2 separate regions of the Mus musculus genome follow, and region 1 is linked to region 2. A link is a loop called in an ENCODE intact Hi-C map of the cell type or tissue named here. Cell type or tissue: gastrocnemius. All regions are shown on one strand. Each heading gives the region's core, and the rest is flanking DNA. Links, peaks and the distances in the headings are about the cores only. Region 1 holds the start of Pus1 (pseudouridine synthase 1). Region 2 holds the start of Hscb (HscB iron-sulfur cluster co-chaperone).

Evidence for each region. Hi-C counts contacts between places; a loop is a spot of excess contacts. Peaks named below come from ENCODE experiments on the same cell type or tissue, not always from the same donor. Only the 100,000 strongest peaks of a DNase experiment are listed, where the experiment ranks them.
Region 1: a loop joins it to region 2, with 4 times the contacts of the local background. A loop is called at or near these places in 12 of 42 quality-filtered maps.

The regions. Positions count from the first base shown.
Region 1 is chr5:110,778,620-110,781,522 of GRCm38, reverse strand. Pus1 (pseudouridine synthase 1) reads left to right here and starts at 927. Exons shown (of 6, transcript NM_019700.4): 1 at 927-1,283; 2 at 1,626-1,836. The coding sequence starts at 1,204. It overlaps Gm15559 (predicted gene 15559), which reads right to left. Exons shown (of 2, transcript NR_152254.1): 2 at 2,263-2,903. Gm26515 (a long non-coding RNA gene) reads right to left here and starts at 1,630. Exons shown (of 2, transcript XR_389515.4): 1 at 1,368-1,630; 2 at 459-1,017. In gastrocnemius, for the core only: no CTCF peak of the experiment used is centred there; DNase peaks (open chromatin) are centred at 389, 884, 1,178 and 1,704; H3K4me3 peaks cover 1,945 bases; H3K27ac peaks cover 1,536 bases.
Region 2 is chr5:110,839,137-110,842,039 of GRCm38, reverse strand. Hscb (HscB iron-sulfur cluster co-chaperone) reads left to right here and starts at 2,263. Exons shown (of 6, transcript NM_153571.2): 1 at 2,263-2,544. The coding sequence starts at 2,312. Chek2 (checkpoint kinase 2) reads right to left here and starts at 2,057. Exons shown (of 15, transcript NM_016681.4): 1 at 1,992-2,057; 2 at 497-834. The coding sequence starts at 827. In gastrocnemius, for the core only: CTCF peaks have their summits at 1,310 (motif pointing left) and 1,922; DNase peaks (open chromatin) are centred at 1,326 and 2,217; H3K4me3 peaks cover 1,425 bases; H3K27ac peaks cover 1,040 bases.

The DNA.
Region 1 (2,903 bases), core at 269-2,768, 61 kb after region 2:
ACCTAATGAAGCCAAGAGTCTGAGCAGGGGAGTATCCCGGGTCAGCCAGATGGGTGTAGGAAGGACGAGCGGCTGCAAGGATGGAAGCAGGGATTGGCAAAACTCCTCATCTCTGGAAGAGTGACAAAGGTACATACATTCTCAAAGGTGAGAATGCTCAGGGTGAATCAGACAGCCTGAAAATGGGGGGAATGAAGTCACAGAGAAGGAACTGGGGCTTAGGTGCCCATGGCTGCATGTCCAGGTTTCATGTTGTTTGTGCATCACTCTTTGGCAAAATTAGAAAAATAAGAGTAACGTGTGAAGTCAGATGTGGTGACTCACATTTGTAATCCCAGCTCTTGGGAGGCTGAGGCTGGAGGGTTGCCAAAAGTTGGAGGACAGGAGCTGTGTATGGTGGTACACACCTTTAATCCCAGCATCTGGGAGGATATATACGAGAGAGATTTCCAGGCGGGTCAGGGCTACATAATGAGAAGGTTTTATGTCATTAAACACAACAGCGTCCGGAAATTGGAGCAGCTTCTGGAAATAACAAATGCTGGGAAACTTGATGGTCCACACACCACAAAGCCAGTGGTGTAACTGCGAGAGCATCTGTGACCTCCCAATGCCAGGGTTGGTGCCATGGGCCAGGCAAGGGCCTGCTCAGTAGCACTGAGTCGGTGCTGGGACTATCTATGCATCTGCAGTTATTACCTGCTGAGTGGCTCCCTGGTGCATTCCTAACCTGCACATTTTAATGAGGTTGTTTCACTTTTCAAGCCACGCCGACGTAGAGCCTTTCCCCTCTCTGGAAAACGGCATCTAGACTGGCTTGGATCCTGGTGGGAAGCCCCACCCACTGGGTCCACCCCGCTAGGCGCGTCCCAGAAAGACTTTTGTCCGCCTTCGGCCGCCTTCCAACGTTGCCCGCTTCCGCCTTCGTGCACGTGGTCAGCTTCGGGGGTTCCGCGGCGCCGTGAGTGGGTCCGGCGGGACTTTCCTCCCTCCTCGAGCGCGCCGGCTGCGCGATCTCTAAGGACGGGGTGGTGGTGTTGGATGGGGGTGGGCAGGGGCTGCGGGGGTCACAGGTCAGCCTAGGATCTGGGGCGCCGCAGGGTCAGAGCCAAGACATCTGGAAGACAGGGCAGGGATTTCGGGGCTGCAGAGTTCGGAGGGGATCGCTGAGGTCCGGGGTCGGTGCCCGCCACCCCGCAGCGCATGGGCTTCCCCCGCCTGTGGGCCGCACTGCTGAGAAACTGGGGACGGTGGACGGCGCGCCCAGGCCCGCGCGTGCCCGGGTAAAGACTTCCGCGACCTCTGTACTGAGACCTCTGTACTGAGAACCCAAGACTGTCCTGAGCTGTCTGCCTCTCCTTGCTTACCTGTGTCTTGTTTCCATCGCTGCCTTGTACTGCCCCGCCAGAGCACTGCCTCCCTGTGTGTCCAGTTCAAACTCCGCCCGAGTTGCCGCTGTTGTCCAACCTCAGTCACTCTTGTCATTGATGAACCAGGCTGGTTGGTTTGTCTTTGGGCAAGGTCTTTCAGAGACCGCTGAGGCAGGCAGAGCAGGGTTCTGTTTTTTTTTTTTTTTTTTTTAAACCGCTTTTACCACCTTGGTCACTCATGCCTGTTTTTCTCAGCCTGCCGCCTATGGCTGGAAACAAGGTGCCACCAGCGCTGGCCTCACACCAACCGGACAGGAAGGGCCGAGGTGGCTGGGTCTGGGAGGAGACGGAGCATCCTGCAAAGAGGGTCAAGGGCGGCGAGGATGAAGAGCCCCCACGCAAGCTGCCAAAGCGAAAAATTGTGCTGCTCATGGCCTACTCGGGCAAGGGCTACCACGGCATGCAGGTGAGGAGGGCTGCGGCTAGAAGCCCCTACCTGAGGCAGCCCTTGGTTCCCTGATGCTACTCAGAGCCAGGCCCATCCCAGGAAACAGTAAAAAAAAAAACAAAAACAAGCAAAACAAAAACCAAAAATCCACAGAATCCTCCGTAAGAGGTTTGGGTGGTTTTCTTCCACTATGGGAGCTGATTCACATGTGACCTTGGGAGCAGTGAGTCTTCATTGTTAGGGTGCTGCCTGCACAGTACCTGGGGAACTGTGTGACATGGGCAGATTTACTGAATGTGGGGACCAGATTGCTGCCAGGTGCTACCTGTTCAGCATCCTGAGGGGCCAGGGGCAAGCTAGGTTCTCTCTCTTATGAAAGCATCCTTCCCACCCCCAGTGTGGGTAGAATCTTGTTCATTCTTGTCACCTCTGCTGTTGACATTTCCTTTTAAAAAAAAAATTGGATATTTTATTTACATTTCAAATGTTATCCCCTTTCCCTGTTTTCCCCACTCCCGGAAACCCCTATCCCATCCCCCCTGCTTCTATGAGGGTGTTCCTCCACCCATCCCACTCCCACCTCCCTGCCCTCGATTCCCCTACACTGGACTGGAGCATCTATCTAGCCTTCATAGGACCGAGGACCTTTCTTCTCATTAATGTCTGACAAGGCCACCCTCTGCTACATATGCAGCTGGAGACATGTGTACTCCTTGGTTGATGGCTTAGTCCCTGGGAGCTCCAGGAGGTCTGGTTGGCTAATATTGTTCTTCCTATGGGGTTGCAAACCCCTTCAACTCCATTGTTTGAATTTGTAATTTTCTCTAAGACAAATTTGAACCTTTTAATTTCTTCGGTGTATATGGGTGGTTTGCCTGCCTGCTTGTCTGTGTGCTGTGTGCACGTTCTGCTCACAGGCCAGGAGAGGGTGTACCATCCCCTGGGGCTGGAGTGACAGGCATTTGTGAGCTGCCATCTGGGTGCTGAGAATCAAGTCCAGTCCTCTAGAAGAGCTGCCAGTGCTCTTAACTGCTGAGCCGTCTCTCTGGTCACTTTCCCCACTTTTTAAAACCTTGATCTTGAGC
Region 2 (2,903 bases), core at 121-2,620:
ACTACACTGTGAGTTCCAAGCCCACCTGGGCTGCAGAATTCCTTGTCTCACAAACAAACTAGTAGAGCCTGATAAAAATGTGTGCCTATAAACCCAGCACTTAGGAAGTAGAGGCAGGAAGATCAAAAGTTCACAGCCAGGCTGAGCTACATAGTGAGTTCAAGGCTAACTCAGGCTACAATAGAATCTTTTTTCTGAAGAAAAAAGAAAAATTTGAGGCTAGCCTATGAAATTTAGCAAGATTCTATTTAAAAATAAAAATAAGGTAGCCAGGGATAGGACCTTGGATGTAGTTCAATGTAAGAGCTCTCTACTATGTGTAAGGCCTAAATCTGATCTTCAGTATGAACAGGGCCACCAGGAGGAGATAAACTCTACCACAGGGGCCCTGAGACTTCTGCTGCAACAACCTAACCACCTTCTTTTTTTTTTTCCTAACCACCTTCTTTAACTGTTTCTCTGAACACACACTATATCATATAACAAAGTGCCTTACCTAGATTGGAGAATCCATCCTGAAGAGCCCATAGCCGAGCCCAAGGGGCAGGACCAGGTTCTTCAGGTTCTTGGTCCTCAGGAATAGAACAGAGTTCCTGGGTAGACACTGTCTCCAGCGAGCTCAGAGTCCCAGAACTGGAGTGCGAGGACTGGCTGGAGGACGGCACTGTGCCGGTAGAGGAGCTGGACGAACCCTGATACTGTGAGAGCTCGTGCAACTGAGAAGGAGTGCCTTGGGGCTGGCTGAAGCCACCCTGGGACTGTGAACAGGAAGCACTGTCATGAGCCTTCGAGGAGGTGCTGCTGTGGGACTGATGATGACTCTTCATATCCGACCTCGAAAACAAGAGTCCAACAATAAGGAACAAGGCTCTGGATTCGAGAGTGGAGAAGGGGAGGGAGCAGGAGAGGACTCGGCAGGAAAGTGCACATACTATTCTTGCAGAACCCAAGTTTCCCTACGTTCTCAGCACCAAATCTGGCAGCTCGAGGTTTCCTATAACTCCAAAGTCAGTGGCTCTGTAGTGGATCTTGGCCTCTGCAATCACCAGAGCTCACACTTGCACTTTCCCACACAGATAACATAATTAAAAGTAAAGTAAATCTCTACCCAAAATTAGTCATGTGGCTGCTATAACTCAATGGTAGATGGTTCATCACTTCTCCAACAGAAGCAAAGTACTGGATCCCACTCCCAGTATTGTCAAACATACAAAATGAAGACAGTTAAGGAGTCAAGAGTACAGTTCCCAGCACCCACATCCAAAAGATCACAAACACCTGTAATTCCAGCTCTTGGTGATACAATGCCCTCTATTGGCCCCCGTGCGCACTGCACAGACTTAGACACGTGATTAAAAAAAATACATAAAGAAATTTAAAGGAACGGGCACATTATGACCACCTCAAAATGAAAGACAGGCCCATTCATGAGTGGGGAGAAAAAAAAGTGACCATAGCAAAATCCCAGGATTATGAATAGAATTCCAGAGGCCACTTACAAAGCATTACACCATCTTCCTTCATGTACAGAAGCTGAGAATGGCTTGGTTGTCTCCTATCCATTCCTTGCCATCCTACCCCTCACGTATGCTGAGTATGCAGACGTACCCTCTTCAGTTCCTGCAGAGCCTAGCAGCGAAGATCGGGTTCTCAGTAGGTATTTGGGGAAAGCCATCTAGGGGCTGGCATGAACATTTATAATGTTCGTTATGAAAACTACTTCGCTCTGGCAACGAACAGCCCGGCGTTGTGCCTTCCTATGTGCCCAGACCTGTTTCAGCTCACAAGGAACAAGGAAAGTGAACTTCCCCCCCGCTTCCCCCCCGCGCGCCCCAAGGGCAGATAAAAAGGAAGAATTGACTATGCACAGCGCCCCCTCGCTCGCACAAGAAAGCAGACAAAGCGGAAGCTGCAGAGGGCCCATTTGCACAAGAAGCATGAGAACGGTATTCGACTCCTCAAACACTTAAAGTTTCCCACTTATGACTCACCGCGTGAGACCACCAGGAGCCGCAAACACTGCACAGCCTCCGCCAGTGGAGTGGCGCTAAACCTACGGATACAAACTCCACCCTCAACCAATCAAAAAGCCTTCCTCCCCGGCAGGACCAGTAAGAAAGCCCGAAGATGACTGCCGCGATTAGTCTCAAGGCTTGCTGGGAGTTGTAGTTTAACATGCAGAACGGGACTCGACGTCTTGGTTTCCCGCGGCTAATCCCGCCTCCTCGACTCCCTTAACCAATCAGCAGCGAGACGGTCTTTCCTCCTTTCCCTCGGGTCTTGCTACCTAGGTCAGCGAGCGGCCGTCCCAATGTGGGGATGCGGAGCCCGTGCCCTGCTGGGTGTGTGGGAGGTGCGGCTGGCAGGGTTCCTGGGAAGGAGACTTTTGGGCAGCAATGCCGCCGCGGGGAAGAGCATTGCACCGCAGTGCTGGAACTGCGGTCACGCAAGGGAAGTCGGGTGTGGGGATGAGTTCTTCTGCTCACACTGCCGCGCTCTGCAGCCTCCTGACCCCACTCGTGACTACTTCAGCCTCATGAACTGGTACGGGCGGCGCGTCGTGACGGGAAAGCAGCTCGGGCTTCGTAACCCGAGCGATCTAGGCTTGGGGCCGCGTCTGCGGGGCTGTAATTTCCAGCCAGCTTGGGGGGGTCTGAGGCTGAGGACCACAGTTCAAAGCCATCTTAGGCAATTTGCCGAGACTGATTCAAAACAACTACAAAGATGGATAAGTGTAGGCCATAGGTATAAGTAGTACCTAGTGAGATTTTAGGAGTTTTCCTGAGACGGAGAGGAAATAAAGTTACAGACTGGAGAGAAGATAAGGGTGGAGGCGGGGGTCAAACAGGAGTGAAGTTGCAGATGCCTGTCTGTGATCTAAGCACTTGTAAAGTGGAAAACAC